Linked DNA regions of Homo sapiens: region 2 is linked to region 1. A link is an interaction called in ENCODE POLR2A ChIA-PET data of the cell type or tissue named here. Cell type or tissue: GM12878. All regions are shown on one strand. Links, peaks and the distances in the headings refer to the core of each region. The heading gives the core; the rest is flanking DNA. Region 1 has its middle 71 kb from the start of BMP2. Region 2 has its middle 150 kb from the start of BMP2.

Region 1 (16,753 bases), core at 5,369-10,368:
TAGCTGACATTTCAAATTCGGGCAAGTCACAAAAATTTCATTTCCACTTACTTATGTTAAGTAGGGTAATGATCCCGCCTTGGAGACCCTATAGAATATTTGATGATAATAATAATAATAACTAAATGATTATCGCTTATTCATGTGCTGATTTCCAGCCTGATAGTCAGGCTCTTCACCCATCTATTTCAGAGAAAAGCCAATATCCTACCACCATCTCCAGGGCCCTATATCATCTGACCCCTTTACTTCTGACCTTGTTTCCTCCTGTTCTCCTTTTATTCATTCAAACTAAGAAACTAGCTTTCTTGTTATGTCTTGAATACACTAGGGTCTTTGCATTGCCTATGTGCTCTTCCTGGACTGCTCGTTCTCCAAATATGCAGACGATAGAATTTCTTACCATCTTTCCATCTTTGTTCAAATGCTGCCTTCTTAATTAAGTCTACCTGGCCCACACATTTTACAGTTCGAACCTGTCCCCAACCAGACTCCTAACCTCTTCATTTTCCACATTCAAAAGCACTTACCTGTTAATTATGATTATTGTTTACTGTCTGTCTCCTCCAATTAGAATATAAATTCTTTAAGTACTGGAATTTTTGTTTCGTTGGTTTGTTTTCAATGGAGTATCCAAATACCTTGAAGTGCTTAACATACAAAGGGATTTGATTAATATTTGGCAAATGAATGACAACACAGCCGTCCTGTTAGGTACACACACAAAAACACACATGTATACATATATTCACACACTCCCACTCTCACATACACTTGTATACAGAATTTAGATTTATTTTATAACTTGATGAGGTTGATTAATAACCCATTCTGTGCTCCTATTACAAAAGTAGCACAATTAGAAATATTTGAATATGTCTTCAGGTGAGTCTGTTAATTTTCTTTTGAATAATTTTAATCAAAAAATATGTTTATATTACAGAAGAAATACACCCTCCTTAGGCATTTTAAGAGAAAATGCAGTTTTATTGTTTTCAGTGATGTATAATATAAAGTAATAGTAAGGGGGCTACTGAGACACTGCAGATAAACACCCTGCTAGAGCTAGTTGAATGGATAGATAAGACTCATTTACAATTAACACACTGTTTGTATGCATTTGGGTTGTTGTAAATGTGTTTGAAAACAATTTGTTCTCAAGTAAATTGAAACACCGGCTACATTCATTCTTGTTTACATTAATTTTATTGATCTATTTTCTATAGATAATGGGAAAATAAACTGTAGCGACATAGACAAAGCTGTGTTTGAATTGTCACAAATTACAAATCACAAGGAATCTTAACTGATGAGTTTCTTCCTTGAAAATGTGTTACTCCACAATGTAAACATCAGGTGCTTTGATTGCTTTTGGCTTACTCATATTCATGCTTCTTTATCCAGGATCCTTCCAAATAAAGCATCCAGAAAATGTTTGAGTCACAAAAATATGGGCTTTGTATTGTTTACAAAGGAATATTGGTGGTAGAGAGGAGGGATGGATTTCAGTTCTACTTCACTCACCTCACATTTGGTTTAGCGTGTCCTATTTTTGGGCTATCATTACATGAAGGAAGCCTACCAACTTTTGCCAGGCACTTTGCATCTTCCCTTGTTTTGAGTGAGAAGCTCTAGATTCTTCCCCATGTCTTCTACCACAGCTTTAAGATGGCTATTTGGCTTTGACTGAACACTCCAGCGGAGTCTTATCATTTTCCCAAACAGAGCATTACATGATTGTGTAGTTGTAGATGTTAGAAAGTTCTTCCTCACATATAGCTAAAATTTGACTCTTGGGAGGCAGCCTTTGTAGCTAGCTGTAGATCTACCTAGTAATGGAATAAGAGGCTATCTACCTCTTCCTTCCCCCGCATGTCAAGATCCTTTCTCAAGAAAGCTAAGAGTGGCATTGCTTCTCAGCTTTTTCTTCTCCAGATTAATAAAACTATTTCTTAACTGTTTTTTAAGAAAGTGAGCATTTATAGGCACACACACACAATAGTTTATATCCCCATTTTTTAGAGGTTAACTGCTTTCCTAGATGTGATCTTGTGCTTTTTGCCGCTTGGAAGAAATATTTAATTGATAAGAGAGTAAAAGGAAAAATAATTTGCTCTGCAGCGGCTTTTGACTGGATAACTTCTGAGGAACATATATTGTCTGAAAAAGAAGGCACAAAATTATTTCATGGTGAAGTCTACATAGGGTACACTGGCAATAACTGTTTACCTCTTTCAGGCCAGATTTAGATGTTCTTACTGACATCGTTGGTCCTCAAAACATCCCTGAGATTGAGCCTTACTTCTATTATTCCAGGAAGGATAATACCAATATACAGATTGACTAACAAACTGTCCACATATTAGACAAATCTAGCCAAAAATCAAGTCCAACTCTTTGGTCATAGATGAACACTTGTGAAGGAGGGTAAGTGAAATGCACACACCTACCCATGAAAATGGCATTACTAGAAGTAATGACAATTTGAAGCCATAATCGTGATGCTTTAGCACTTTCTACTTGATCAAAAATAAGGAGATGTGGGCCAGGTATGGTGGCTTACACCTATAATCCCAGCACTTTGGGAGGCCGAGGCTGGTGGATGACTTGAGGCCAGGAGTTCGAGACCAGTCTGGCCAACCTGGTGAAATCATCTCTACTAAAAATACAAAAATTACGTGGGTATGGCGGCACGCGCCTGTAGTTCCAGCTACTGAGGTGGCTGAGGCGCGAAAATTGATTGGGCCCAGGAGGTCCAGGCTACAGTGAGCCAAGATGGCGCCACTGCAATCCAGCCTGGGGAACAGAGAGTGACTCAGGGAAAAAAAACGAACAAACAAAAAACCAAGGAGATGTGGAGAGAGTTTGCCATCTTTGGCAAAAAGTGAAGATCACTAATTTGGTGATCTTAATTTGATCTCTAAATGTTGTTTTGCTTTGAAAAATAGCTGAACACATAGCAATGTTCAGTTTAAAAATCATAATTAATGAAATTATGTATCTTTTCTCAGACCCAGATCACAGAATCACTGGGAGGAGATTAAATATTGGGATAGAGCAGAGTAAAAAGAACCATGAAGGAAAATCATCTTTAACTTGAAACTAAATTTGGTAACATCTAATATCAAACGGGATTCTTATAGCATGTGGAATTGTTTAGTCACTACCATAATCATTTCAAAACCAGATTTTCTGCTTTACTGCTATAGTAGTTCTTGCCTAGCAAATGAGGAGCAGGTCTTGAGTTTCTGGAAACATTCATGCTATTTTATAGAACTTCTCACGGACACCTGGAGGGAATGGGATTGTAAATTAATGGTTTACATAGCTGTCACCTGAATTCCTAGAATTGGAACATTTTGACTTCCTTGATGAGCTCAGACTTTTGCTTCATGTCACTTATGAACATATTTCCAAAATTTGGAAAATAAATGAGTTTAGTTTCAAAGTTTATAAATTTTTTTTGTGAATTTAGAGAGAGAATTAAAGTGGTGGAATACGGTTACAAAGTAATGTTATTAGCTATAATTAATCAGCACGGACAAGTATTGTGTCCTAGGATAAAATTTTAATTTGCAAGGTCTCAATTAAGAGTGAATAGAAGCTGTCAGTGAATTTATATATAATTTTGTAAATTCAGTAGATAGCAACCTATGACATTATGCAGATGACTGTTTTGCATATTTATTAACTTTTTTCATATTTTCCTTATTGGGAATCAAGAAATTTGTGCATATTAAAGTTACAGAGTGTGCCACATTATGACAAAGACTGTGACCTCTTTAAGAAATGTTTCCCGGTCGGGTGCATGGCTCACACCTGTAATCCTAGCACTTTGGGAGGCTGAGGTGGGCGGATCACCTGAGGTCAGGTGTTCGAGACCAGCCTGGCCAACATGGCAAAACCCTGTCTCTACTAAAAATACAAAAATTAGCCAGGCGTGGTGGTGCATGCCTGTAATACCAGTTACTCAGGAGGCTGAGGCAGGAGAATCACTGAAACCCAGGAGGCGGAGGTTGTAGTGAGCTGAGATTGTACCACTGCACTCCAGCCTCGGCGACAGAGTGAGCCTCCATCTGAAAAAAAAAAGAAAGAAAGAAAGAAAGAAAGAAAGAAAGAAAGAAAGAAAGAAAGAAAGAAAGAAAGAGAGAAAGAAAGAAAGAAAGAAAGAAAATGTTTCCCAGTTTTTCATGGCCTCTGATGATTTGAACAAAGGCACTTGTTAAATAGAAGATGAGATACACATGACACCTTTGCTCAGAAGTCCTCTCATCTCTCTGTGCCAGACAATTTTAAAATAAGATGTGATTTCTTCCCCCTATTCTCAAATAATATATTTGCTATTATGGAAAACATGTTAATTTGTGAAAAGTATTAAAAAAAATCAGCCTGATCCTATTGCTTAAAACTAGCAATGATAGTTAATTAATTAGTTACTTTATTTACTTTTAAGACAGAATCTCATTGTTGCCCAGGCTGGAGTGCAGAGGTGTGATCACAGCTCACAGCAGCCTCAACCTCCTGGGCTCAGGTGATCCTCCCACCTCAGCCTCCTGAGTAACTGAGACTCCAGGCACATGCCATCATGCCTGGCTAATTTTTTGTAGTTTTTGCAGAGACAGTGTTTCACCATGTTGCTCAGGCTGGTCTTGAACTCCTGAACTCAAGTGCTCCACCTGCCTCAGCCTCCCAAAGTGCTAGGATTACAGGGTTGAGTTACTGTGGCCAGCCAACTGTTAATATTTTAATGTTTCTTTCTCATCTTATGTCTACCACTGCATATTATAGTCTATATTACTTTGTGTTTGACTTTTTACTTCATATTATTGTTTTGTATATTATGAGCTTTGCATATTATGAGCTCTTTCTAAATATATTTTGTCATATTCTGACAGGATATTATCAATGGATAACTGATAGCACAAATTACCAAATCTTTCTATAACAACATTGTTTAGAAAAAACATACTTTAGATGTTTTCAGGAAAAACGTGAAACCTAAAATGCAAAGCTTCATTATTATTGATCACTATTACGAAAATATTAGGTGCCTGTGAAATACTTCCTGACTGCTTGATTTCCCAGCACACTGATAACGGTGGTCTAAAACTATTGTTTAGATATTGGGAATAGATTTTTGAAAGCTGGACTTCAGACTGGGAGACTTACTGGAAAATAAAACCACCAAGAAAAAAACTTTGAAATTTACGAAACTTTCTAAAGAAAAGTTATATATTTTAGATTTTCCTAAGTTAATGTTAGGCCTGAAGGCAAGTTGAAAATGATAAATTTTTAAGGACCAATTTTTTATACTATGATGTTAAATGAAATAGAAAATATTCCCAATATCTGTAACACACACATACACTGTAGTTTATAGCTAGAAAGGAAAGATACTATTTTCTAAATAGTCTTTTTGTCTTTTTGATTCTTCTAGGTTCAAAGTTCACACTACAAGATGACAGTCATTTGCATTTCTCTGATTTAAGTTTTTTTGAAGGGGACGGAGGAAAGGGGGAGTTCGTATTAGCACAGTTTTTTAGTCTATTGAAACTTTTCAATACACTGAAAATGTTTGAGCATAATATCCTCACCTTTCAAGATATCACATAACTCTTGCTTATTTAACAGGGAAAAAAAACCCCAAACCCCAAAAAAACCTCTAACCAAACACGAACATGACACTCTTAGATCAAATTGTGCTCCTGGCTATTTCTGAATAAGTCCAAGTAACACATGGTTAGTGGGATATTTTAGTTGCCGAGATGGCATTCTTTTTGTACCCAGGGCTTTGAGACTTTTGGATTTTCAAAATTCACCCTTGTCAACCTAAATAACAAAGAGAGAGGGTCTCTACAAAGGAAGACGTTTATTTGGAAATACAGCATTGTAATGGGAATACACATGTCATAGTGAAGTATATGTGTATTCAGGGAGGTAAAGGCTCTGTTTGTCTGTTTCTTAACATTTGTGATTCTATTTTGATACTGACAGCTTTTACACCCTGATCATCCTATACCCTAGGGTGATATCCTAGAGCTTCAAATGCACTTTTAAATTAAGCAAGGTGATTAAAAATGTAATAACATAATTGAGAGATAGATAAATTCTTCTTTAGATTTGCAGTTCCGAATAAAGACAGTAGTTATGAGTTCCTACTTAAAAATTTTAGGGTTCACATTGTAAAAATCTTAGACCTGGAAGGCTTATCGCTGTCTTGTCCCAACCAATCTTTATTTTCCTAAAGAGTAAAATCTCCATATGTTCCAGTTTGCCTAGGATAGTCCCAATTTACGCCTATTGTCCATGTGTAATTATAACAGCACCTTTTATTACTATCAAGAGTTTCTAGCTTAAAGGATTGGTTATATAATCATCTTACTAATGAGAGAACCAAACCCCAACCCTTGAAGGGGTTGCACAAGCGTATGAACTAGACCAAACTAGTTTATGGTGAAGTGGAGATGCACTCTCTAAACTTCCAAACCAGAGTTTAATTTATTATTAACATTCACGATTTAAGATGAATTGGATGAATGCAAAGCTCGTAAGATTTTTGACCAAACAATGTAGGTACCAGTGGTTCTCAATTTTCAGCTGGCATTTGAATCACCTGGAGGCCTTGTTAAAACAGATTCCTGGGCCCCAACCCAGAGTTTCTTAATTTGAAGATCTAGGGTGGGACTGAGAATTTGCATATCTAACAAGCTCCCAGAGATGCTGACGTGGCTTCTACAGGGAGCTCTCACTTTGAGAACCTCTGTCACAGAATGTTAAGGCAACCTTTCCGTGCTGTAAAGGCAGACAGAGGTGAGAGCATGCCCTTCCGCAGCTGTAAATGTTCGCCTCTTCTTCTCAATATATAACTTATTTGATATGCACCAGAATTTTCTCACAGCAAAAACTAGAGGTGTGAAGTGAAAAATTTGAAATGCAAAATTCACAGAAAAAGGTAGGGTTATGCGGGGTTGGGTTGGTTTTTTTTATTAGGGGGTGCAGGGCCATTCTTTGTGGACAACACAGGGAGGCTACAAAACCAAAAGGAAGAAATAGCTTTTACGTGATGATCTAGAAATTTGCTACTCAAAATATATGAGCCATCAGCATCATCTGGTGATTGCTAGAAATACCGAGATGGGAGACACAAGGCTTCTGTGACAATTTCTTAAATAGATCATGGTTAATTTGCTGCCGTGAATGTGGAAGGAACTGAGTTACTGAGTTAGAGAGAAGACTTAAGGATTACCTTGATATGGAGGAAGCATTAAGAGAGACTGAACTGCAAAAATTCTTTCCCACTGAGATACTAGTTCAGAGATTCTCTGCTTTCAAACCACTATAGAAGTGAGATTAAAGTTTACCATGAATTGATCTGAAATCGTTCTGTGTTCTAAATGCTTAATAAAATCCTGAACCAGAAATCTGGGTATGGAAAACAAAATTTTCTTCTTTTTTCTCCCCTTTCTTTCATTTGGAGAAATAAGTAGCTGGAATAGTAGCTTAAGAAAAACCAGCATCACTGCAAGAAAATGGAGGCAGATGAGTTTAGAATCACAAGGAAAGCACCAGGTAGTTCAGGGAAAAGTTTGTTGCAACAAATGTTTAAGCCTGGGTTAGGGATTGTAGTTGGTTAGAACGAAGTTATATATTGACAAGCAGTACTGAAATCAGATTCACCAGAAGGTTCTAAAAGCAGAGTTAATAAGGAGAATTTCCAGTAGTGTTATTGAAACTACTTGGAATTTTCTAAGAACAGTTAGGTCTGAAAGAGAAGACCACGGCAGTAAATTCTCATTCCCTGCTTTTCTTTAAGGACAACAACAAAATGGGAAGACTATTTTCCTGTCAAATACACATTAAAAACAGAATTTCATGTGAGTCAAATAGAATTACCTTTGCAACTGTAGCAATGGTGAGTCACCATGTAAAATTACTTGTCAACTCTCAAAACTCTGTGGTTGCTATGAATGACATAGCCTTTCCTGGAGACAGTCTCGAAGATATTCAGCCCACAGAGCACCATTTTCCCTCCGCCACTATTCCTTTGTGCACCTGCAGTTTTGAGTCAACAAAAATTGCCAACCCAGGGTGATAAGCTCCATATAAATAATTAATGACATGGAACTAATTACTCCTGTATTAGGCCACCTGCACCCTCAAAGCTCAAGAGCCCCAGGTGTGAAAATTGCAGGGGCAACTAATGGTGAGCTGCATTTCATCACGTAAGCCCTGTAGAGGAGGCCCTGGCTGTTTCCTGCTCACGCTTTTTTCAGGGTTCAGTAAGCAGAGCCCGGGTGGGACTGACTGCTTTTGTAACATCTCAGAAGGCAACCAGACGATGTGGTGACGCTTGAAAATCGAGCTCTTACAGGCCACCAGGAGGTAAGAGGGATTAGGTTTAATTAGAGGAAAATACACCTTGAAGGATATGGTTGGAAATTGTCCCTTGAGGTATGCGAAACCTGCTCCAACAACTCTATGTGAGCGTGCTACATTTAAGAGTTATGGGACTTCCGTTTCATTATTTAAGCAGATTCCCAGGATTTCAGGATTTCAATCTTCAAATATGTGAATTAAATTATATACGTATCTATACATCTGAAATGTATATTATAACACAACATTATAACATTTATATTACTACTTTTTGGTGGGGATCTTTATTTTCCTGGCTTGGTGGTGTGTGTGTGTGATTGATTGATTTGTTGGTTGATTGATTGATATAGACTCTTTCCAAGTGAGATCTTAAAATCTTCTTGGAAGGAAATCTACTGCAAAGTAGTCTACAGTTTATGATGACTTAAACACCAGTAGAAATTCTCAGGCCATCTTGTAGAACATCATTATTAGTTTTGCATTGGCTTTGGAATGAAGAAGAAAAGGAGAAAATATGATTGAAGTTACTACCTCTAGGAACTTCAAGTTCCTTGATTTCGCTGAGTGCAAAGCTCAGTATGGGAGATCCAACTTCTCATTTAGTGACAGCCTCTTATCAGTTATTATTCTTTTGTTATGGTTTGACGGTGAGTTGGGGAAAACAACAATTGGATACTCAATAGCACATTTACAAAATGCTAGAATTAAAGATTCTAAAAGTCCGTGGGGAAAATTCCAGGAGAATTTGTCTAACTATATGTTTTTCTAAAACACACATACTGGTTTACACTAATTAGCCCACAGAATACCTATTTCTATTGTTTTCATCTTGCGAGTTGGAAAGTTTAGGAAAAAACTTTTTTTGCTTTCACCCTCTTCTGTTCCCTTAGCCCCACAATTAAGCTTAAATTACATTTTTCTATACTCATCATATTAAAATTTATATCCAAATATATATAGTAGTCTCTAATAATTTTGTTTAATTAATAGACTTTGTTTTTGGAGCAGTTTTAGGTTTACAGAGAAGTAGAGTGGAAAGTAGAGTTCCCATATATCCCTCTTACCACCTGCTCCCCAGTTTCCCTTATTATTAACGTCTTGCATCAGTATGGGACATTTGTTATGGCCAATGAGCCAGTAGAGCCAGTATAGATACATTATTATTAACTAAAGTCCACAGTTTACATTAGGGTTCATTCTGTGTGTCACATATTTTATGGGGTTTGACGAATGTATAATGACATGTATATACCAATACATTACTGTACAGAATAGTCTCACTGCCCCCAAAATTCTACCCCCCCCTTTTTTTTTAACAAAAATGAGATATTTATTACACTTTGATTTTTCTTTCAATTTCTTCAAGTCAACTGACTGGGTTGATCTACCCCATTCCTTTTAACAGCTGTGTAATAGTACATGGTGCAATGATGCCATAGTTGATTTAACATTTCCTCTTGTGGATTAGAATTCATATTATATCCTTGTGCAGATTATGCTTTTACACTCACAGAATTTGACTCCCAGGAGAAGGGCTGCAGAATCAACGGCTATGTGCACTATTACTTTTAATGAGTATTGCCATGTTGCTTTTAAATAAAGCTGCATTAAGTGACATTTCCACCTGTGATATGAAAGTACGTTTTTGCCCCAGTCCTCACCAGGAGCAGGTATTATACACCCACAGTTGAAAACATCTGGTAATTTTTATTTGAGAAGGATGAATAACACAGTAGTTGTATATGTTGGCTCTGAATTGTGATTGGGCTAGAGCTCTAGCACTACCACTTTCTGCTCAGCAACCTTGGGCAATTCATTTCACTTCCAGTACCTCAGTTTCCTCATCTGTAATATATGGATATAATAATCCTATTACATCATAGGGTTGATTGGGTGATTAGACAGGATAATACATAGAACAGGCTGATCCTGTACCTGGCTTAGACTAAGTATTCAGTTAATGATAGCTTTTATTACTAGAATATTATGGATGGATCATGAGATCCTTCGAACAATATCCAGAAATATTGCTTCATTATAATATTCTTGGATAAATTGTGGAATTCTACTAAATTTTGGGGTAATTAGGTGAGATCAAAGCAGATACAAACATTCCCTTAATGTCAAACCACAGAATGTAGTATCCAAAAACAGAAGCCTACCTCTGATCATCATCCCTCTGTAAATGTACAAAAATAATTAACTAAAATTCAGGTTATTAGAGAATCTCACTTTGTATAAGCACAAACCTTTTGTCAGAGTTGAAGCTAACATCTTGGCATACTAAATTTATTCAGGTGTTATTTCTTCCCTCCTTATATTTAAAAACAAAGTCAAAGCTGTTACTATCAAATTATTAAGTGGCCAATTTCTCTTTAGCTCTTATTTTAAATTCTTTGTCAAGGTAGTCTCTGTAGACTGTACCTCAGGGCACATTATAGCATTCCCTGATTCTTCAGGACTAAGACTGTCTCCTCCAACTTTCCCCATATATCATGCTATTTCTGTTCTTCACCTGTAACCTCTGAGGATGGACCAAAAGTTATTCCTTAAATTCCTTAGCAGGAGCTGAGCGCATCCTTGAGAGAAAGAGAGATGAGAGAGAGAGAGAGAGAGAAGGGAGGGAGGGAGAGAGAGAAGGGAGGGAGAGAGAGAGAGGAGGGAGAGAGAGAGAGGAGGGAGAGAGAGAGAGAGGAGGGAGAGAGAGAGGAAGAATAGAGGGCTGGAGGCAGAGAGATTTGGAGGAGGGATGGGTGCCTGGTCTCTACCTTAAAAATGCAATCATTATCCTCCCTGAGCCCCTGCGTGGATGGCACTTCCAACCATGTGAAATGCCCTCTCCTTCCTATGGGAATTTTGTGATAGTTTAGGAAATTGTGAATGGTCTGACAACATGGCTCCCTGTTGCATACTGGGCAACATCTAGTTATGACAGAAAGCTGGTTATATTAGATAAAGGCAGTAAAGAATCTTGAGAACTTTTGCTTGTTTGTCTGGGGGCTTTTGTGCTATCCTGAAGCAGGAACTGTGGAGTACGAACTGTATGATGTCCTAGTAGACATGCCCTGCTATGCTGGCCCTTCTTTCTGATCCAAGAGTCAGGGAATATTGTCTAACAGGAATTTTCAGCAGTTGCTGTAATGCCAAACATTGAAAATTTCAAGACCTTTTTACTCTTTCTATGGGATTTGTGGAAAGGAGTATTCAAAATTGTTATTGACTTAAAAAATCAAAAGTGTAGCTCATGAACACTAAACTTGAAATTACTGTAGTTGTGTATTTTAAAAATAAATTGCAACCAATTTTTATGACTCCATACCAAACAGCAATTTATCTTAGATGTTTTAAATTATTTATTCAGTAACACTCTCTGAATGCCATGCTACATAGAGAATGAATGGAAAATGTCAGAAGACCTGCTCTAACTTCCCTTTAGGATTGCCATGGGAAACGGAAAACACTTACCTGTAATTTCAATATATATGAAGCTCTGAGCATGTAAGCATGACCCTAAGCGAGTGTGAGAGGAAGAAGGAATAACAGAAAGAAGCAGTGACATGTAGCTGAGAGTGGGAGGAATGTTCTAGAGAGCATGAATAGATTGAATTGGACCCCAGATGTTATGGGGCCAGTCTTAATTTCAAATATTCCCTCTTGCTCTTTAATTAAACACATTTGTGAATCAATTAAAAAAAACCAACAACAACCTTGTCGGGCCATGAATTTCTAATCTGGGTTCACAAACATGTTCAGCCAAATTAAAAAAAAAAAAAAAGTGGTGGGCACAGTAACTCTTGAATGGTGGTGGAACTATAATATGGAAGGTCCTGAACAACAGCTTTTTTAAAAAAAGAACCCCCATTCTGGAGTCCACAGGTAATACAATGTTTTGAGTAGGCATAGTTGTAGAATTGCCAGAGATGAGAGGATCTCTAAGACAGTCCGTGGAAAAATGACTTGCCAACATTTATGTAGAAGAGGCAATGAACTGGGAGGACCCAGAGAGGAGCCTGAATTTTAACTTGTTGTGGGCCGATTGAAAAATAATATAATAATTAAATGCTTGACCTGCAGAATGCATGATGTAGTTTAACTCTCATTTCCCCCACTTCCTAAGAGTGCAACTTTAGGAGAGTTTCCTTATCTTTAAAATAGAAATCCTGTTAATACCCAGATTATAGAATTGCCTAAAATAATCTGTGCGACATAAATTTTAGTTATTTATACCATGAAGACAATATTTCAGGAAAGAAAGCCTAAACATTCTCACTTGACTGCCCGTCTATCTTCCCTTTGTCAGACTCAATACATCAGGGGTAGAAATCAAAATTAGCATGAAGGACTGAGCAGGATTTTGCCCCCTTTTCCCATTCCCTCCAGAATGCCATTGATGATTTATGGAAGTTCTAGTAGTGAAAGATTGGAGAGAAAAAAAAAGGAAAAATGGGAATGATAAGGTGAGATATCCTGAACCAAGGCAAAAAATTATTACAAGGAAAAGAAAGTGTAATAGGGGATGGGAAGCTGGCAGAAGGACACTGGATCGTGTGTTTTCACTACACCACTTATTTTGGAAAAGATGTGGAAAATTGCAGAGTTCAAAAATTACTGTCCCAGCTATGATTCACTAAAGAAGTCACTCTTGGCCACATAGACCCTGGCTTTTTTTCAGAGGTCATGTTTACACATAATTTATAAAGTTCTAACATGCCGTTGAAAGTTTCTCTGGCATATTTAGAAATGTCTGGAAGAGCAGTTCTCACCATTTCGCTCTGCCTGCCTTTGATTTCTGCCTATGTTTTAATTCAATAAGTGTTTATTGTGCTTAGGGCAAAGAAGGGCTCCAGTTTTGTGTGCTGTGAACTGCAAAGCTGGAGCCCTCTGGAGAATTCAGTTCCTGCCATGTCTGCCACCTGATTCTCACCTGGCAAGTTTTATTTTTAATTTTTTGAGACAAGGTCTTGCTCTGTTGCCCAGGTTGGAGTGAAGTGGTGCAATCTCAGCTCACTGCAACCTCTCCTGTGCTCAAGCTATCCTCCCACCTCAGCCTCCCAAGTAGCTGCTCACCTTGGCCTCCTAAAGTGATGGGATTACAGATGTGAGCCACTGCATCCAGCCCTGGTAAGTCTTCAATAATGAAGAAATGTCTGTGCTGTGGACTCTGGATGTCTGAGCATTGCTTATCCAGCCCTTCACATTGGTCCTCTTCATTTTCTGGGTCATAAATGGGGAGAAGATTTTACAGATGCTTTGAAGGAAGGTCAGCAGGTCTGGTGTATGATGAAATCCCATCCCGCCGCTCTTCTTCTCTTGTGATTTGATACCATGGAAGGAAGATGCCTTCTGCAAAGGCACCTGTCTCATTTCTAGGCAGTTCTAGTTGCTAACAGGCTCTTCCTTAAAATCTGGGTCTAATATTTGCTTATTGCTGCTGGATCTCATTAGAATAATTTGATTTCTTTTTTTTTGCATAAAGAGAGATTAATTTGGAGTTTCCATTTCTCTCCTTGGTTGTTTCTTCCTCCTTCTAAACCTACCCAATTCCTTCAACAGTTTCTCGCAAGACAACGTCAACACTGTTTCCTCTTTTCAATATTTGAACATTGTCCTGTCATCAATAAATAGTATAGTATTATAACTAAAGGAATATATATTTACACATATATATACACACACACATATATATATACACACACTTATGTGTATATGTATAATTCTTTTTTTAAAAGAGACAGACAGGGCTGGTCTCAAGCTCCTGCCCTCAAGCAATCCTCCCCCTTGGCCTCCCAAAATGCTGAAATTAGAGGTGTGAGCCACTATGCCTACCCAGGATGATCTTGATAGGTAAACTAGACTTTCACATACATGAGCATGCACTTTCAAAAACTAGTTTCTTTCTGAAAGTCTGTTGACTTGCAGAGGTGATAATTTCAATTGTCTGATCAATTTTCTTATTTTTGAGACAGAGTGTCACTCTATCGCCCAGGCTGGAGTGCAATGGAGCGATCTCGCTCACTGCAACCTCCGCCTCTTGGGTTCAGGCAATTCTCCTGCCTCAGCCACCCAAGTAGCTGGGATTACAGGTGACCGTCACCATGCTCAGCTAATTTTTGTATTTTTAGTAGAGACGGGGTTTCACCATGTTGGCCAGGGTGGTCTCGAATTCCTGACCTCAGGTGTTCGGCCCGCCTCAGCCTCCCAAAGTGCTGGGATTACAGACATGAGCCACCGCGCCTGACTGTCTGATCAATTTTCTAAGGAAAATCCCATGGGCCTGATTTAGAGTTTGCCATTCTGCTTTCCAAAGAGGTTTCTGATGACCAATGCAATTTGAATATGCATTAGATTTTTTCAAAAAGGAGTTTCTGGCTTTGGGGAAAATTATTTAATATTATTAGTTTCTTTGTATCAATATCAAAGTGGGCTCCTTTATTCGTTTATTCATTCACCTGTTCATCAAATGTTTACCGAGTGACTGACACATACTAGGCTAGAAACTGTAAAATGTGAATAATGCTCCTGCTAGTCACCAAAAGCTCCCCTGGCCTCAGTTGGCTCTGTCCTTTCATGGATAAAGCTCCTTCTGCTGTTCAAGCTGCTTTCATCTGTGCTATGGCATTTGAACCACCTGACACTGGAATCTGCAGGAGCAGAAGGGCTGAAGTTCTCACCTGAGAACTGAGTTAACTGAAACCCAGAGTGTTAAAGGCATTTGACCTTTGTCCCATCCTATCCACCAGACCCTGCAAGCAAAGAAATGTAAAGTCACCAAAGCCAGTTTGGCATTGAGCAAAACAGTCCATACTTTGAAACCAAAAGTAATGTGAGAAGGTTTAAAACTTACAAATGAGTTATTTTTTATATTTTTGAGTGGAGTATGTTACTCTCCATACATCCCAGAGACTACTTCTGGTGTTCACTGAATAGGAGCAACTCTTGGGGAAATATTTAGAGGTTGTTATTATATGTCCTGATACCTCTGAGATAGTAGCATATTTTGTGTGTGTGTGATTTGGCAACAAATGTATCTATAGGACATTTTTCTAGCCACTTCAACTTTGGGAACAAAGACAAAGACCTGAGAGACTCAAAAATTCATTGAGCAGCTAATTGGACATTACAAATCCTATGACTAAATTTTAGAGAGGATTCTGCAAATGCAAGAAATAGCAAAATGTGGTTTACACATTATCCTTAAGATGGCAGGGAAGAATTTAATAAATTTTAAAAGATGGTTAACAGATATACATTTTAATGGCATTAAAAAGTGGAAATCTTCACTTATGTATAAAAATTACTAAGGCAGAAGGATTTTGGATACATTAGCTGTTACAATGATCTATTTAGTGGAACACAAAGGAAGCTAGAATTGAAATTGAAGCGTTGGAAGGAGAGAGATAGCAGTTGATACTGGTCCAGAAGGAGTTTTGTTTTTTTGTTATTTTAAGTGATGTTGCTAAGTAAAAGGATTTTTGAACTACAAGACTTGAGGCTTCTCCCTACCCTTTGAAGCTGTGATTTTTGCCTGTGGCTATGCCATCTTTTACCTGAATTTCATCACTATCCTTCCACTCCATCATTAAGCACATTACTTGGCAGATAGGTAAACTATTTTCAAACAAATGCCACTAAAATGCAAATGAGATTCCTAAACATCACTAACTTTACATGACATTGCATATAATAAAATTTTAGAACTGTAAAATAATAAACCCGAGAGCTATTGTATAAGAGAATTTGGACTGTGTTCAAGTTATCTGAAGCCCAATACTGTTATCCACCTGGGCTGAGCCTGACTTCCCAAGAGCTTTGGCACTGACGTAGGGGGTCTTGAGCTAATTAGTCAATTCTTGCCAGAGGCCAGGGATTAAATCATGTTTCCTGGAAACTGTATAAATCTATAGATCTGTTTCCAAAGGCTTGTACTTCTCAATAGTGTCACCAATTTGCAAAGTGGCAAGGTATTTTTTTTCAGCTTGAGTATAAAGGGAGAAAAAGCATATGGTTGGATTGATCTGGAGTTTGGAGGTGCAGTAAAAGGACAGACAATAAGAAGTTAATAGGTAAGTTGGAAGTGGAAAAAAATATTGAGTGAGGGAGTGAAAGACTGAGGAAGATGGAAGAATGTGCTCAGAGAGAAGGGTATTTGGAAATAAAAATGTGGAAGTGGAACAATGCTGAAATTTGATATGGCTACAGAAGTAGATTAGCAAAAGGCAGTAGAAGTTTTAGTCATTGGATCTAGGGAGACAGAGAATCATAGGTACCTGATAATGACTGTGTTGTCTACTTGGATGTTGTCAATTGGTAAGAGGTATGGGATCTAAGAAGACGGTGATCCAATTTCCAAAGTCTTCAGTGAATGAGGGAAATATTC
Region 2 (16,753 bases), core at 5,073-10,072, 83 kb after region 1:
TGGTGATTTGTGAGATTTTGGTGCACCCATCACCTGAGCAGTATACACTGTACCCAATTTTTAGTGTTTTATCCCTCACCCCCTCCCACCATTTCCCCCAAGTCTCCAAAGTCCATTGGATCATTCTTATGCCTTTTCATCCTTATAGGTTCACTCCCACTTATGAGTGAGAACATATGATGCTTGGTCTTCCATTCCTGAGCTACTTCACTTAGATTAATGGTCTCCAGTTCTATTCAGGTTGCTGAAAATGCCATTATTTCATTCCTTTTTTATGGCTGAATAGTATTCCATGGTGTAGATAAAGCACAATTTCTTTATCCATTCATTGATTCATGGGCATTTGGGCTGGTTCCATATTTTTGCAACTGCAAATTATGCTGCTAAAAACATGCATGTGCAAGTATCTTTTTCATATAATGACTCCTTTCCTCTGGGTAGATACCCAGTAGTGGGATTGCTAAATCAAATGGTAATTCTACTTTCAGTTTTTTAAGGAATCTTCACACTGTTTTCCATAATGGCTGTACTAGTTTACATTCCCACCAGCAGTGTAAAAATGTTCCCTTTTCACCACATCCCTGCCAACATTTATTATTTTTTGATTATTACCAGTCTTTAAGGAGTAAGATGGTCTTCAAGGCCAAAAAACCCAAAAGCAAATGCAACGAAAACAGTGACAAATAGGTGGGACTTAATGAAATAGGAAGTTTCTGCACAGCAAAAGAAACAATCAGCAGAGCGAACAGACAACCCACAGAGTCAGAGACAATGTTCACAATCTATACATCTGACAAAGGACTAACATCCAGAATCTATAAGGAACTCAAACAAATTAGCGTTGAAAAAAAAAAACAACAAACAAATTCCATCCAAAAAAAATGGGCTAAGGATGTGAATAGACAATTCTGAAAAGAAGATATACAAATGGCCAATAAACATATGAAAAAATGCTCACCATCACTATTGAGCATCTGTATTTGACTATGAAAAGATTGAGGGCTAGATGTGGTGGCTTATACCTCTAATCCCAGTGCTTTGAGGGGCTGAGGCAGGAGCATCATTTGAGCCCAGCCTGGAATTTGGGACCAGCCTGGGCAATATAATAAGACCCTGTCTCTACAAAAAAATTGAAAACATTAAAACAATTAGCTAGGTGTGTGATGTGCACCTGTAGTTCCAGCTAGTCAGGAGGCTAAAGCAGGAGGTTTGCTTGATCCTGGGAGATCAAGGCTGTAGTGAGCTATGATCCTGCCACTGCCATCCAGCCTGGGTGACAAAGTGAGAACCCTGTCTCTAAAAATAAAAAACATCAGGAGCTCAATGTTCAGGATGCCAATGCAGACTTTTCACTGTTGTTGCTGGAGAAGGAAGAGGGGAGTAGACGGTGTGAGCCCCGGAGAATTCTCTTCTGGCAACATCTTCCTGTAGAAAACAGTGTGACAAAGCTGTGAATCCCCAAAATTCATTCCTTGATAACAATTGTGTTTGCACTACATAGCCTGAAGCAAAGCTAGCAGAGGTAATAGCTGTTGAAAAAAAAATTAACGGGCACGATGACTGATCTATAGCTTCATCATAACATAAATTATAACAGGAGACGGAGGGAATGGCTTTTTGGAAGTCCTGCTTTTCTGCAGAGGTGCAAGGCCCTTGCTGCTTTTCCAGCTATTGTTAAGTTTGCTAAAAATAAGATCTGTGCAATATGTAAACATCACCCCGCCCCAAGTAAAAATATGGATTATTCAGATGCTAGAGGCAGGAGAGAGTCAGATGTTGGCCTAAGGCCTTAAGTTCATGTCCCTGACAGGCTCTGAGCTTGTCAAAACTGCTCTTCAATCCCCTTGCTAATAGCATGGTGTGCTTCAGTAACTGAATTGGTCACGTAATTAGCATACTCCTCTGGCTGGGAAGAAATCTGCGGGTACACTCTAAATTAAAGAAAACCAACTTGTTGTGCCAGGTTATATAATTTAATGAAGAATCTGTAGACGGTGCCTTTTAAAAAGTATGATTTTGGGTATAAAATTAAGCACTCACGCCTAACGTTTCTCTTTTAGCTCTCAGCCAAGGCTCACTGTTGTGTAAATGAATTAAATGCAGCCAAAGGCCCATCTGCTTCACAGGACAGAATCAAATGAGACCTGGATGCTTGGGGTCTATTTGCCCTTGTTTTGTAGCATCTTGGGCAAACCAGCACTGATGTGCAATGTGAGAGGCGAATATTTCTGCTTTTATCATTGTTGTAAGCCACATATTTTTTTCTTACCTCTTCTCTGTTTGTTCTTTAAACAACAAAAAATCTGGTGGTAGATCCATCTGACCTCACTGAGTCCAAAATGGCATCTCCCTCTCCTTGTTCTTCCTCTCTGGCCGCTCCTTTATTTTTCTTCTTTTCTTTTTCTCTTTCATCTGGCTTCTCCACCCAAAAAGCCAAGGGAAGTGAGGTAACAATAACTTTGTTGCATTTCACCTGGCCCACCCAGAGAAAATCTATTTCTAGGCAAATGCGGAAAACCCAAACCTTGTGGAACGCAACCGGCCCTTTAATCTAACATCCTCTGTGAGCTGCAGAGTCTAATGTTTAATTTGAAAAACAATCTGAAAATAGCATGAAAGGAAACGTGGAATTTGCATAGCTATATATATGTTTAAGATAGTCATAGTCGTTTTGGAAAATACTGTGTTTGAGAGCTGACCCTTTACTTGAAGTTGCCCGAATTTTCTGGACTCCTCTGAGATAAGGAGTGTAATTGTCAGTTGAGTGATGGTTGCTTTTCTGCACAGTCGTCTTGATATTAAGGAGTCAGAAGTCCAAGCCTGTCATTTTGGAAAACTGAATGCTGATATTCAGAGCTGTTTGAATGACCAAAACTAAAGTCACAATGACAACGAGGTTCTAGTTTATTTCTAATATTCATTGGATTGCCACGCTTTTGAGAATCTTGTTAAAAATCTTCTGTTTTCTCTTCCTTTCCTTTTATCTTTCTTCCATCTCTTTCTCTCCTTTTCTTTGCCATTTTCATGGCCTTTTAAAACATCTTTTTCTGCATATTTCTTTTTTTTTTCAAAGTTTAAATTGCACTAAAATCTTTATATAGGCATGGCCTAAGTTTGGTTTATTCCAGCCCAGTTGCCTACAGATGAAATCCTTTCTCCATAAGCCCTTTGAAGGACAACTTCCATTTCCAAAGCCTTAAATTTAATAGCTGGAGAAAAGACAAACAAAATCTCTACTGTTTCAGGCTTCCTAACATTTCTACCATATTCAAGGTGCCTTTAAAACAATCTTTCTGAAAGGTGCTGGGAACTCAGATATCAAGCATAAGCTCTTCATTTGGTGAGAGACGCTCAGCAGGTTAAGGAGACAAGGCAGAGAGTGCAGAGGTGTAAAAATTTAAGGGTGATTTCAAACCAGTATATATGCCTCTAGGAAAAGGATTTTAATCTTGGGATCCATGGATCGAAGTCAAGGAGTTTGTAATAGTCCATTTTCTGTTGCTTATAACAGAATACTTGAAACTGGATAATCCAGAAGAAAAGGAATTTATTTCTTACAGTTAGGGATGCTAATAAATCCAATGTTGAGAGGCCGCATCTAATGAGAGCCTCCTTGCTGGTTGCATGGCAAGGAGGATGACTGTGCACATGGGCTAGCTCAGGTTGCTCTTCCCCTTCTTGTAAAACCACCAGTTCCCCTTTCATGATAACTCATTAATCCATTAATCCATGAATGGATGGATTCATTCAATTCTCATTGAATTGAGCCCTTGTGATCCAATCACCTCTTTAAGGCCCTACCTCTCAATACTGGCATATTGGGGATTGAGTTTCAAAAAGTGTATTGGAAGGGACATTCCAACTATAGCAGGGTCCATGAACTTAATGGGAAAACATTACTTCTTTGTATTTCCTAAGCTTTTGTTGAAATATAGCTTTTCTACCAATTATAAATATGGACAAATAACCCACGGTAATGTCAGCATTCTGTAACATATTACAATACAGTTGTTGATGTAGAGACATCTGGTCTCAACAGATGCTTTACGTCCAACACTACTTAGATATTATGGTAAATATTAGACCTACCACTAGATCTTTCTACTTAAAGCGTTAGTAAGGGAGCACATGCCTCACTACAGCAATTAAAAATATTATTATAGATATGTGGGAGCTAAGCTATGAGGAGGTATAAGAATCATACAATGGACTTCAGGGACTTGGGGAGAAGAGTGTGAGGGGGGCGAGGGATAAAAGACAACAAATATGGTGCAGTGTATACTGCTCGGATGATGGGTGCACCAGGTTCTCACAAATCTCCACTAAAGAACTTACTCATCTAACCAAATACCACCTGTACTTCAATAACTTATGGAAAAATAAAATTAAGAAAAGACTATAAATATTTCATTATTGATGTTTTTCTTAATAATTCTATATATTTTATTTAATGCATTTAAAAATTGTTATTCTGAGAAGCAGTCAACGGCTCCATTGAATTGTAAAATGAGTCCATGTAACAGTAAAGGTTAAGAACCTTGGCTCTTAGAGGAAATTATTCTTCCAACTGGATACTTTGTGGTCCTTGATTTTGGAGAAGGGGAGGGGTATAAAGGAAGAGGAGAAAAGGAATCTGGAATTTGTTTTGGCCTAACAGAGCTTCTGATTGTTTCTGTTGGTTCTGTGTCCAGAGCTAAACACCTGCATAGCAATTTAAAAATGTGGAGAAAGGAAGAAAGAAAAAAACATAGTTTACACTAGACAGGGGCATCTAGGGCAGCACCAAAACAAAATCCTGGCCAGGTGCGGTGGCTCACACCTGTAATCCCAGCACTTTGGGAGGCCGAGGCGGGCAGATCACTTGAGGTCAGGAGTTTGAGACCAGCCTGGCCAACATGGTGAAACCCCGTCTCTACTAAAAATACAAAATACAGCCGGGCGTGTTGGCGAGTGCCTTAATCCCAGCTACTCAGGAGGCTGAGGCACAAGAATCACTTAAACCTGGGTGGCAGAGGTTGCAGTGAGCCGAGATCGCGCCACTGCACTCCAGCCTGGGTGGCAGAGTGAAACTGTCTCAAAAGAAAAAAGAAAAAAAGCAACAACCCCACAAAAAGTCTCACAGCAAAACAAAAAACAAAAAACAACAGCCTTCTCACGTTTTCTTCCCTCTTTTTGGACAATTTTTTTTTCTGGTGCCAATACCCAAGCTGCTTTTCCTTTTTTTTTTTTTTTTTTCAGCAGTGTTAGAAATGTAGTTTTACATATATTCTAGAAGATACTCACGCATTTCAATGTTACTTTCCATAGGAGGAACTTGTAGGCAAAGCTCCTGTGCCATTGATTGAGCCCTTTTTCCAAACTGTCACACACTCACAACTTTTCCTGCCTAAGTCTTTGCTGATGACTGTAAAGTCATAATAAAAGGCCAGCTTGCCATGGAGATTGCTATTATCTGTGGGAGAAGTTGGTTTATTTGCAAGACTATAGAAGAGTCTATGAACTTAGATGGGAAAATAATATTTCTTTATATTTCCTAAGCTTTTGTTGAAATGTACCATTTCCATCAATTATAAATATGGACAGTAAACCCATGGTAATATCAGTACTCTGCCATGTATTACGATACAGTGGTATTGTCAGTAGGGGCTAGAGGTATAAACTGACAGCTACTGTGTATGCTAAATTTCCAGCTGTGAACCACATTGACTTTGGGAGTTAATAGTTGAAGTAAAGTGTATGTAATGAGACATCATGTTTTTCCAGAGTTTCTGTTAAAATAGTCTCATCAGAGTAATATTGAGAGGAAGAGGCCCTGTCAGAAAGAGTTATTTTTTGCTTCTATGATATCTTTTGATTCTGCAAGGTGGTGGAAAGGAGAAAGCAAGGAGGAAAGTGGGAAGAAAATGTGGGCAGTGAACTTTACGGGGCCTGGGGGACAGACACAGACTTTAGTCAAAGATAGCTAGATTTAAATCTCAGCTCTGCAACTTTCCTGTGTGATCTTTGGCATGTAGCTTAACTTCTCTGAACTACCAGTTCTTCATTTGTAAAATGAACATAATAGTGGTATCCACTTAAAGAGTTATCATAAGAATTTGATAAGCTAAGCATGGTGGCTCACACCTGTAATCCCAGCACTTTGGGAGGCCAAAGTGGGCAGATCACTTGAGGTCAGGAATTCGAAACCTGCCTGGCCAACCTGGTGAAACCCCATCTCTACTAAAATAAATAAATAAATAAATACAAAATACAAAAATTAGCTGAGCATGGTGGCTCACACCTGTAATCCCAGCTACTCGGGAGGTTGAGGCAGGAGAAATCACTTGAATCTGAGAGGCAGAGGTTGCAGTGAGCTGAGATTGTGCCACTGCACTCCAGCCTGGGCGACAGAGTGAGACTCATCTCAAAAAAAAAAAAAAAAAAAGACAGAATTTGATGGCATATAATGCATTAAGACATTTGTCACAGTGCATGGTACCATGTAATAGGAACTTAATAGAGGGCAGCTTCTGGAAGGCTGCTGCTGTGACCAGATGAGTATGTCAGCTGAGCTGTCAGAAGTGACAAGACTACGAGCAGCTGCTGTTTTGACACGTCTGCTATGTTTGTCTCTGTGATCAACCAGCAATCCTGTCCCACTGGGGAGGGGTGTTCTTGGCATTGGTCTGCCAACAGCCTGTCCTCCTTCCTTTACTCTTAATAATCTTGGTTTTTTTTTTTTTTTGAATTAAGTAACTGACTGTGTCAGTTTTGCTAACTGAAAAATCAGGGTCTTAATAATAGTTAGCATTTACCTGCCTCACATGCTGGATTAATCAGCGTGCTTGTGAAGTCACAAATTTCTTAAAGTCGAGATAGTGACTCTGCTACTCCCGTAATGAGGGTGTGAGCACTGAGGTAAGTGTATATATACAGATTCATATCTGTACTTGAGCTTTTGTTCATATGTAGTTAATGTTTTAAATGGGATAATTGTTTGACTGATAAATAAGATAATTCATGTGAAAGTCTTTGTAAACAGCTAAGCATTAGTAAAAGCCAAACTTCATACTTATTAAAGTTGTGCCCGAAATAAAAATCATGTAACAGCTGGAAAATTACCAGCTATCAAGGAAGAAGTCAAGTCCCTGGGGAGTAAAAGGGGCTAGGAGAACCCTAAGCTTTAGACCTGGTTGATCACTAAATAACCAGGGAAGTTACTGCTCCATTTATAATCTTATCTTCCTCTTCTGTAGAATAAAAATACTGTAGGCTTGGCCTATGTTTCAGCCTTCTTGAGAATCATTCTCGGAGAATGATGCTAAAAAGTGCTTGATGAAAAGTATGGTAGGTGAAATTTTGGGATGGTCCTCTACATATTTCCTGCTTCTTCCCATAGTTGGTAATATAAATCTCATTCATAAAATAACACTATTTTTAAATCGATTTAGTTCTTAGTAAGGACCTTTTTAAAAAAGTTCAGTGAGTGGTTAAAAACCCTCATAATGGTCTCTAGCCTCCTGCCGTTTGGACCTGGACTAACTTAAAAATGATGCCTGCCTTGCTTCTAATTACCTGTGTGTTTATTGCAACTAATAAATGTATTTTATACAAGTTATTATTTTACAGCTTAGATTTAGCTGCTTATTTGTTTAGAAAAAAGTTTGATAACAACAAAAAGCATAGCTCATCTCCTCATGGACTGGGGCATTCATCTGCTTTGAATGTGGAGACAGAAACCTTATAGACAGTTTCAATTTGTCTTACATTTATTGTGTACACAACTGACTGGTCTAGACACTATGAAGACAACAGAGGGGGTAAGATATAGTTCTGCCTTTAGGAGTAAAATGATCAATCATTCTCTAAAAGACTGTCCGTTTGCCAAACAGCAAAAAGAAACCAACTGGTTGCTAAATACGTGATTTTCATTTGCCTCATATCTGCACTGGCGTCCAACACGGAAGCAGTAAGTATGTATCCACGTGTGCAGAATGATTCGCCCAGGGCTAGTTTAACAATGGCTATTATTCACAATAATAAGCTAGTTTGCATTGACACTCCTAATTCAAAGTGATGTCGCGCCTGCTTTCAAAATAGGTCAGCTTGATAGCTTATTGGCGTAGTCACCCTTGGGAAATCACAAAGAGATAGCTCTTTACCAAATTAGTGGCTGATATCCAGGCTTGGTTTGAAAACTGTGCTTTGAGGGAGACTTGTTTCTTGTGCTTGACCAGAAAAGCACAGAAACACTGAATTATAATGTACAGCTTTTAAATCCAAGATTTGGCTATACATTTAGGATAGTTTATGCAAAACTGGCAGAGGTTGGTTTCTAGCTTTTTTTAGTTTCTAGGTTTGATCATTTCCCTCTGGTTAGTGTGGAGAGAACTAAAGCCTTCTGTTCTGAACAAACAACCACAACCCAAATAGGCCAAGAGACTAGGAAAATACCAGGACAAGTGAAATGAGGAGTGTCCTTTAGGGCAGCCAAGCTGAGGCACAGAGCTTAAAACCAATGCTAGGGCATGCCCGAGAGATTTCTTAAGAGGGCTGATGGCACTTCTTTTTGAAGCTGTAAAGTAGTGGCTGTTTACATTAAGGCAGAAAAAATGTCAAATACTATACAGCTGTGTCTGTCATGCTCTTCTGCTATTTTTTCCTCTGTGTACCATTTTGGTAACAGTTTCTTCATTTTTCCCTGGGGACCCATTTCTTTCCTATTTTCAGATCCTGAAGTTTGGATGGGACTTACAGCCTCTCTTTGCTTCCACCACCACCAGTGATAGTCACATGGCCCATACTTGACCAATCAGAACACTGTATCCCCAGCCAGAATGATTAGTTTGGAGTATGCTCCTGGTGTACCATACAATCAGAGAGCCTCATTCCCAGGGCTTCTGCTAGAGATTTTAGGGAAGAGGTGCTCTGTTCTTTCTAGATTAGATGTACCAGCAGTATGTAAACCTAACATTCCTGGAGACCATCTTTGTCACCACATAAAGGGATCTCCTCTGAGAACGACAACAATCCAGAGGAAAATAGAATTGAGAGATGGTGAGGGGTATACTCCTGATAACACCAATTGAGTTATATTAAAAGGGGATCTAAGTTCAGCTTTGCCTAAACCCTCAGATCCAGTTAACTGATTTTTCTCTTTGCATAGATTAGTTTGGGTTATGTTTCTGTTGCTTGCAATGAAGAGTGCTTTGAATAATATGTGGTCTTTTATAAAGCCTATGTGTCAGTCATCTACTGCCATGATAATGCTGCATAACAAAATACTTAAAAAAAAACAACCTCAGGGACATCCAACAATAGTCATTTCTTTCTTTCTTATTTATTTATTTTCTTTCCAATTTTTATTTTAGGTTCAAGGGGTACACATGCAGGTTTGTTACATGGGTAAAGTCTTTCTTTTTAGTGTATTCATGAGGTAGTTGAGATTGGGTTTGTCCATGTTGGGTTTAGCTAGAGTAGGTTCCTAGCTTCACGTTGTTCAAGTGTACTCCGTGTGTCTCTTATCCCTTTTGAACAAGTGGTTATTTGGGGCATGTTATAATTTTCATGGTGACTGAAAGCAATGCCAGACAGCAATCCCAATTATACAAGCACAGCTCAAGCCTCTTCCTCTGTCGTGTTCACTAACATCCCATTGGACAAAGCAAGTAACTTGGTTAAGTTCAGCATCAAGGGAGTGGAGAATGGCACTCTTTCCACGAATATGGGGGAAAGGGAGTGAATATTTGATGAACAATAATCTACCACATCCTAAACTTAACCAAAGGAAATAAGGACTAGGCATTATAGAATCATGGAATTCTAAATCTGCTATAAATATAGTAACAAACAGTATGAAATATTTTAAATACGTTAATGTAACAAAAGGCTATTTTTTAAGAACTGAGATATGTGTATTCCTGAAAGATTCAAGTTCTGTTTCAAATATTAATGATGTTGAAATTTGTTTGTTTGTTTGTTTGTTTGTTTTGAGACAGAGTCTCGCTCTGTCGCCCAGGCTGGAGTGCAGTGGCGCGATCTTGGCTCACTGCAAGCTGTGCCTCCTGGGTTCACGCCATTCTCCAGCCTCAGCTTCCCACGTAGCTGCGATTACAGGCACCCGCCACCACGCCCGCCCGGCTAATTTTTTGTATTTTTAGTAGAGACGGGATTTCACCGTGTTAGCCAGGATGGTCTCAATCTCCTGACCTCGTGATCCGCCCACCTCAGCCTCCCAAATTGCTGGGATGACAGGCATGAGCCACAGCGCCCAGCCTTGAAATTAGTTTTGAAATAAGTAGAATATTTTATGGCTGCCTCCTTCTGGCTAAGGGATTACTTCAGTGATATAGTTATCAACTGATATAGACATTCAATAGCAATTTGTGTAAGTTGATTTTGAAATTCAAAATCTTATATCTTATATCAAACATTGTACAAATATCATGAACTATACAGGGAGTGTAAGATTAAAGGAGAATAGCTGAGTGTGGTGGCTTGTGCCAGTAATTCCAGCTACTCAGGAGACGGAGGCAAGAGGATCACATGAGCCCAGGCATTTGAGACCAGCCTGGGCAACATAGTGAGACCCCATCTCTACAAAAATAAAATTAGAAAACATAGCTGGCCGTGGTAGCATGCACCTGTATTTCCAGCTACTTAGGAGGCTGAGGGGAGAGGATCGCTTGAGCATAGCAGTTCAAGGCTGCAATGAGCTGTGACCACACCACTGCACTCCAGCCTGGATGACAGAGAAAGACTGTCTCTTAAAAAATATAAAGGAGAGGCCGGGCACGGTGGCTCAGGCCTGTAATCCCAGCACTTTGGGAGGCTGAGGCGGGTGGATCACAAGGTCAAGAGATCGAGACCATTCTGGCTAACACTGTGAAACCCCATCTCTATTAAAAATACAAAAAATTAGCTGGGCACGGTGGTGGGTGCCTGTAGTCCCAGCCACTCGGGAGGCTGAGGCAAGAGAATGGCGTGAACCCGGGAGGCGGAGCTTGCGGTGAGCCGAGATTGCGCCACTGCACTCCAGCCTGGGCGACAGAGCAAGACTCTGTCTCAAAAATAAAACAAAATAAAATAAAATAAAAGAGAATATCTGAAGGCATAATGATAATGCCTGTCATTCTTTTGGGTGCCTCCTATGTTTCAGGTACTGTGCTAACGAACCTCAGTGATATTAAATAATGTGGTCAAATTCCCACATTCTGGTAAAAGCCAGAGAAAGGACATCTACCTGAGGATGTCTTGTGTCAAAGCTTGGGCTCTGGCTTCACTACGTTGTAGGAAGTTTAAGTTAGACAATAAGGATGAGTTGACAGCTTACTAATGGCAGGTATGTCTTCTCAATTCTAGAAAATGCTGCATTGATAAAGAAAACCATGTTCCAGTCTTGCTTTAAAGCAGGAGGTTGAACTAGGTGAAGAGAGACTGGTTAAAGAATACAACTAAGGAATCAGCTGGTACAATGATGCAAAGTACAGGACCTTGTGAGGCTCCCCTGGGAGTTTTCTGTCTTGCACTATGGGTAAAACAATTGTCCTGACAATTCATTATGAGGAGTTAATGTAACATGCATGAAAAGATTTTTCATATAGCATGTGGCTGAGGGAGCACAGTTGTTATAAAGTTCAATTCAAAAACAAAAACCAGACTAGCTCTCTGTCCTGGTGATTCTATTACCAACCTGTCTAAAACAGAGGCTGAATTTGGTAATCTCTTGAAATCACTTGTGACCCTTCACTTCTCGGGTTGTTTTGATTTGGGGACTTTTCTATCCACTTGAAGAAAATATCTTTTAAAGGGTCATACTGTCCCCGGTTTTGTTTGAGTTCCAACAGTGAGTACTAGGCTGCCTAAATGATCACAGCTGGGCAGTAAAAATTCCTGAGAAAGCAGAAACATTAAGTTTCAAATTCCACTTGAATTAATGTATCTGGAGGTAAGGTTTTATAGTTAAAATATTTGGATGGAAAACACAATTTTTTTAAATCTTTCCTTTGAATCAAGGTAACATCACATTGAGGGTTGAGCGTAAAGTAGCTGGAGGCAGTAACGTAGTCCACCCCCTCTCAAGAAAATGAAACCAGTGAAAAATGTCTTCTTAGGTTTTGTTATGTCTCTGTTTGACTATCTAACAGTTTACAAGTGATAATGTGGATGATGGCTGTGATAATATCTTTAACACAGTTAATATAAGAATATGATTCTGTTTATAAGGCACTTTTCAAACAAGGTAAGCACAACTTGAAAGTAATTGTATGGGAGGGCTGACTCCAGACACGTGGAGGCACGATTCTTAATTCTAATTTCAGCCTGGAGACAATTAGATTTAAAGCAACCAGGAAAAGTGCCCACTTTTCCTGGGTTGTGAAGGGGAAAGAAAACTTGATATATTTTTGTGAATCTCCTCCTCCTCTTCTACTCTTAGGATGGGAGGGTAGCTTCATTGCTAGGGAAGGTTCTGTGCAAACACACAATGCTGGGAATAATCAAAAGCCCAGAAAACTGAGTCAGGTACCTGCCTCTGGCAAAATTCTGAGTGAATAGATGGGTGCCCTGAGTGGTAGCAAGCAAGTGATCTGTCAGAACATGAAATGAGAGGAATTTCGAAGTTATGGCCTTGCCCAGATAATATTATGCCTCCCACTTCTGAAGGTTTCAGTCTAAGAACCCAGAAAAAGAACACTGTTTTACTCCTGAGAGATCTGCTCAGAGTAACGTGGGTCAGAAGAACTATTTTGAGTTTCATAGTCAGAGTGGCATGACCCAGCCAAGTTGTTATTTTTGTGACTCTTGCAACTCATTGCCCTCTTCTTTAATTTTTTTTTTTAATTTGAGGAAATAAAGGTGATGAGTTGAATCAGTGGTTTTAAAATTGTAAGCCTTGGAGCTCTTGTAGTCCTTAGAAACCTCAGATGATCTCAACAACCACTAAAGTCCATCACCGGTTTGGCAGACAAGTAGGGCAAGGAGGAAGAACTCTGTTCTCTCCCCTTCCAATTCACTGCATACAGGACTTAAAACCTAGACGATGGGTTGATAAGTGCAGCAAACTACCGTGGCACATGTGTACCTATGTAACCTACACATTCTGCACTTGTATCCTGGAACTTAAAGTTTAAACAAAAAGAATATTTTCCTAAGTTTAGGTTTGGGTGTACGACTCTGAACGACAACTTCTGTACTTATCTTTTTTACTAGTCAGCGTACTTGACCTTAAAGCTTGCTCCTCTCTAATTCCACCATCCTGGGTGATCCTGAGCACCAGAACCAGGTTCAGAGTTTAGTCATTCTCAGAAGAAACACAATTCAGCATTATAAGTATCACCTTAGGCCTTAGGAATATAAAGAACAAAAGATGATCCCTGCCCTCAAGGCTTTTATGGTTGAATGAGGAAAATACAGGCAAACCTATCATTATACTGCAACAATGTGATTGATTAAAGGGAGGCCAATGTCAAGGAGACAGGGAATGTAGAGGGTGGATTGCTTAGTCCAGCTGAGAGAGTGAGATGAAGCTTCAAAGAGAAGGAGGGCTTTGACAGTTTAAGAGAGGATGTATGGCCGGGCGCGGTGGCTCACGCCTTTAATCCCAGGACTTTGGGAGGCCAAGGCGGGCGGATCACGAGGTCAGGAGATCGAGACCATCCTGGCTAACACAGTGAAACCCCGTCTCTACTAAAAATACAAAAAATTAGCCGGTCGTGGTGGTGGGCGTCTGTAGTCCCAGCTACTCGGGAGGCTGAGGCGGGAGAATGGCGTGAACCCGGGAGGCGGAGCTTGCAGTGAGCCGAGATGGTGCCACTGCACTCCAGCCTGGGCGACAGAGCGAGACTCCGTCTCAAAAAAAAAAAAAAAAAAAAAAAAAGCGGATGTATGATTTTAAAATATAATTCAGATCGTGTGAGTCCTCTGCTTGAAATACTCCAAGGGCTTTCCCATTGGATACAGAATGAAATCCAAGTCCTCGTGTCGTTAGAAGGTGGATATGATGTGGCCTGCTGCCTTTCTCAGACATCTGCTTCATCCTTTTTGGCTCTTCCATTCTCATTATCCTCTCCTCTTCATCCCTCAACAATCTATTCTCATGTTCAGCTTGTGGCTTTTATTTTTGCCATTCCCTTTGGCTGAAATGCTTTCCCCCCAGTCTTCAGTGATGTGTCTTCCTAATCACTCTGGAGTCAGAATAAATGCAGTAGCCACTTCAATATTTCCAGTTTTCCTTCTTCTGGATACAAGCGAGGGATCAGAACTTGCCTGCCGTTTTTTTTTTTTTTTTTTTTTTTTTTTTTTTTTTTTTTGAGACAGAGTCTCGCTCTGTCACCCAGGCTGAAGTGCAGTGGCTCAATCTCGGCTCACTGCAAGCTCCGCCTCCCGGGTTCACGCCATTCTCCTGCCTCAACCTCCCGAGTAGCTGGTACTACAGGCGCCCGCCACCACGCCAGGCTAATTTTTTGTATTTTTAGTAGAGACGGGGTTTCACCATGTTAGCCAGGATGGTCTCCATCTCCTGACCTCACGATCTGCCCACCTCGGCCTCCCAAAGTGCTGGGATTACAGGCGTGAGCCACCACGCAGGCCCTTGCCTGCCTTTTGATGTTAGGGAAGACTAATCAGGTGGGTTGCTTTGGCCAATGAAATATCAGTGAAAGTTACATGTGCAACTTCCTGGCAGAAGCATTTCCTTTCCAGTGGGAGGGTCTATGAAGTTTCCTTCTTCTGATATGGAGACTCTAGAAGTCTGTGCTAACATGGAAGAACAATGCTGAGCCATCACGCAGTGGTTAAGCCACTGCGGAGCCTCCTGGATTCACAGACGTCTTTGCCTAAATGCGAAAGGAATGTTCATTGACCTTAGCCATTGAAGTTTTAGGGTTTGTTTGTTATTACACTATAACCTAACCTAGTCTGACTGATAAATATTCTTTTGAACTCCCAGTCTTAAAGTAGACATCCTGCTTTACTCCTGCTTTGCTACAAATTATATTTATTTTTTACATTGCACTTCCGTGAAATTATGCTGTTCGAATGTTTATTTGTGATCTGTCTTCCCCCATGAAAATATAAACATCACGAAAGCAGGTATCTTACATGTCTTGTTCCATATTTGTCGTGTGTCTGGCACAAAGTAGGCATGTTGTGCACCAATGCAGAACACAAAGTGTATCTGTGCCACATGGGACCCGGTGTCTAACCTTTGGAGAAAGAAAACATATTTAGAAAGGCAAGCATTAGAATGCTCCCATCAATGGGCCCCCCAAATTAGGAAAACATGTATAAGGAACATAAGTTATTTATGTAATATTTCTCAATCTCAATTTTTTAAGTCTTAGACTCTAAAATCTAACAATATGAAAGAATATGGGGTTTATCCTAAAATATTATTGAGTATTTATTGGTAACAAAGTTAGATACAAATTTTTTGCTGAGTTTACAATGCACATTTCCAATATTATAGTGAATATCAGTGTTTTCTTGTCGTTTGTTTAAAAAGTGAGCTTTATTAAAGGTTACTACTCTATGTAGTGTGGCAGAGAGACTATGATGGTGACAGGGTCTTACATGGTTTTCCTTTAAGATCTGAGAATCAAAATGATATCTTTTATTACCAATACATTTCTTAAAAAATGTATTGCATATAAGAACAATAAAAACACAAAAGTGGAAAAGTTGAGAAGTTCAATTGGGAAAATTATTGATTATAAATAATTTCAAAAAATAACTGGACAAACTCTAAACATAGGAGAAATTTTAAGAAGTGTTAAATTGTCTATATGACAAAGAAATGGAAATTGTGTTGAAATAATTTGTTCAAATGTTATTGAATTGCTCATTTTTCTAAAACTACAATGGCCCTTTGAAGCCTATAGAATCTGTTAACATCTTTAGTACTTTTGATGCAATACAAATGGTTTCCAATAAATAAGCTTTAGTTTATTTCTCAACAGTAAGTTTTGATTGAAGATCTTAAAGATGACATTTCCCTCTTAGGAAGCTGTGCTGGAGTTGTTAACTTTGAACTTATCTAACTTTACAAGCTGAGCTCTTTTTAGATTTAGATAATTGTCTTGCATTTGGGTGCTTACATCCTAAGGTACTACCTCCTTCCACCTATATAAGGAAATTTTGAGGCTGGGGGCAGTGGCTCATGCCTGTAATTCCCACACTTTCATAGGAGGATTGCTTGAGGCCAGGAGTTTGAGACCTGCCTGGGCAACACAGCAAGACTCCATCTCTACAAAAATTTTTAAAAATTAGCCAGACATGGTAGTGCATGTCTGTGGTCCCGGCTACTCAGGAGGCTGAGGTGGGAGGATCACTTGAACCCAGGAGTTCAAGGCAGCAGTGAGCTAGGATTGCACCACTGCACTCCAGCCTGGGCAGCAGAGCAAGACCCTGTCTCTTAAAAAAAAAGTTGACATGATTAAAACCTTATAGAATCAATACAATTAAATCATTTGCATTATTGCCCAGGAAATGCTCAATATTATCAACATGATTCTCTTAACAGGAAATTTTAGCACAAAACCTAGGATCAAGCAGGAAGTTACTTCACTTTTCATAATTGCAAGCATTGCTAAGTGAATTCCTTTGTTCCAATACAAACTTTGGACATCTTTGGCATGTCTTTCCTTCATGTCCTCATCTCAGATGCCACAAGGAGATGTACAACATGGCATATTTTCAGTCCTCTGTGGTGAGCATTCAGCACTGGTTGTGTTTGCATCCACACAACGGCAATAAACTATGGGAACTATCTCTACTT

Evidence for each region. Peaks named below come from ENCODE experiments on the same cell type or tissue, not always from the same donor. Only the 100,000 strongest peaks of a DNase experiment are listed, where the experiment ranks them.
Region 2: POLR2A ChIA-PET joins it to region 1 with 52 read pairs; 2 of 35 experiments call an interaction of 5 or more read pairs at or near these places.

The regions. Positions count from the first base shown.
Region 1 is chr20:6,830,296-6,847,048 of GRCh38, forward strand. No RefSeq gene overlaps it. Among named protein-coding and RNA genes, the nearest start is that of BMP2, 71 kb to the left of the region's middle. In GM12878, for the core only: no CTCF peak of the experiment used is centred there; a DNase peak (open chromatin) is centred at 8,146.
Region 2 is chr20:6,913,412-6,930,164 of GRCh38, forward strand. No RefSeq gene overlaps it. Among named protein-coding and RNA genes, the nearest start is that of BMP2, 150 kb to the left of the region's middle. In GM12878, for the core only: no CTCF peak of the experiment used is centred there; no DNase peak of the experiment used is centred there.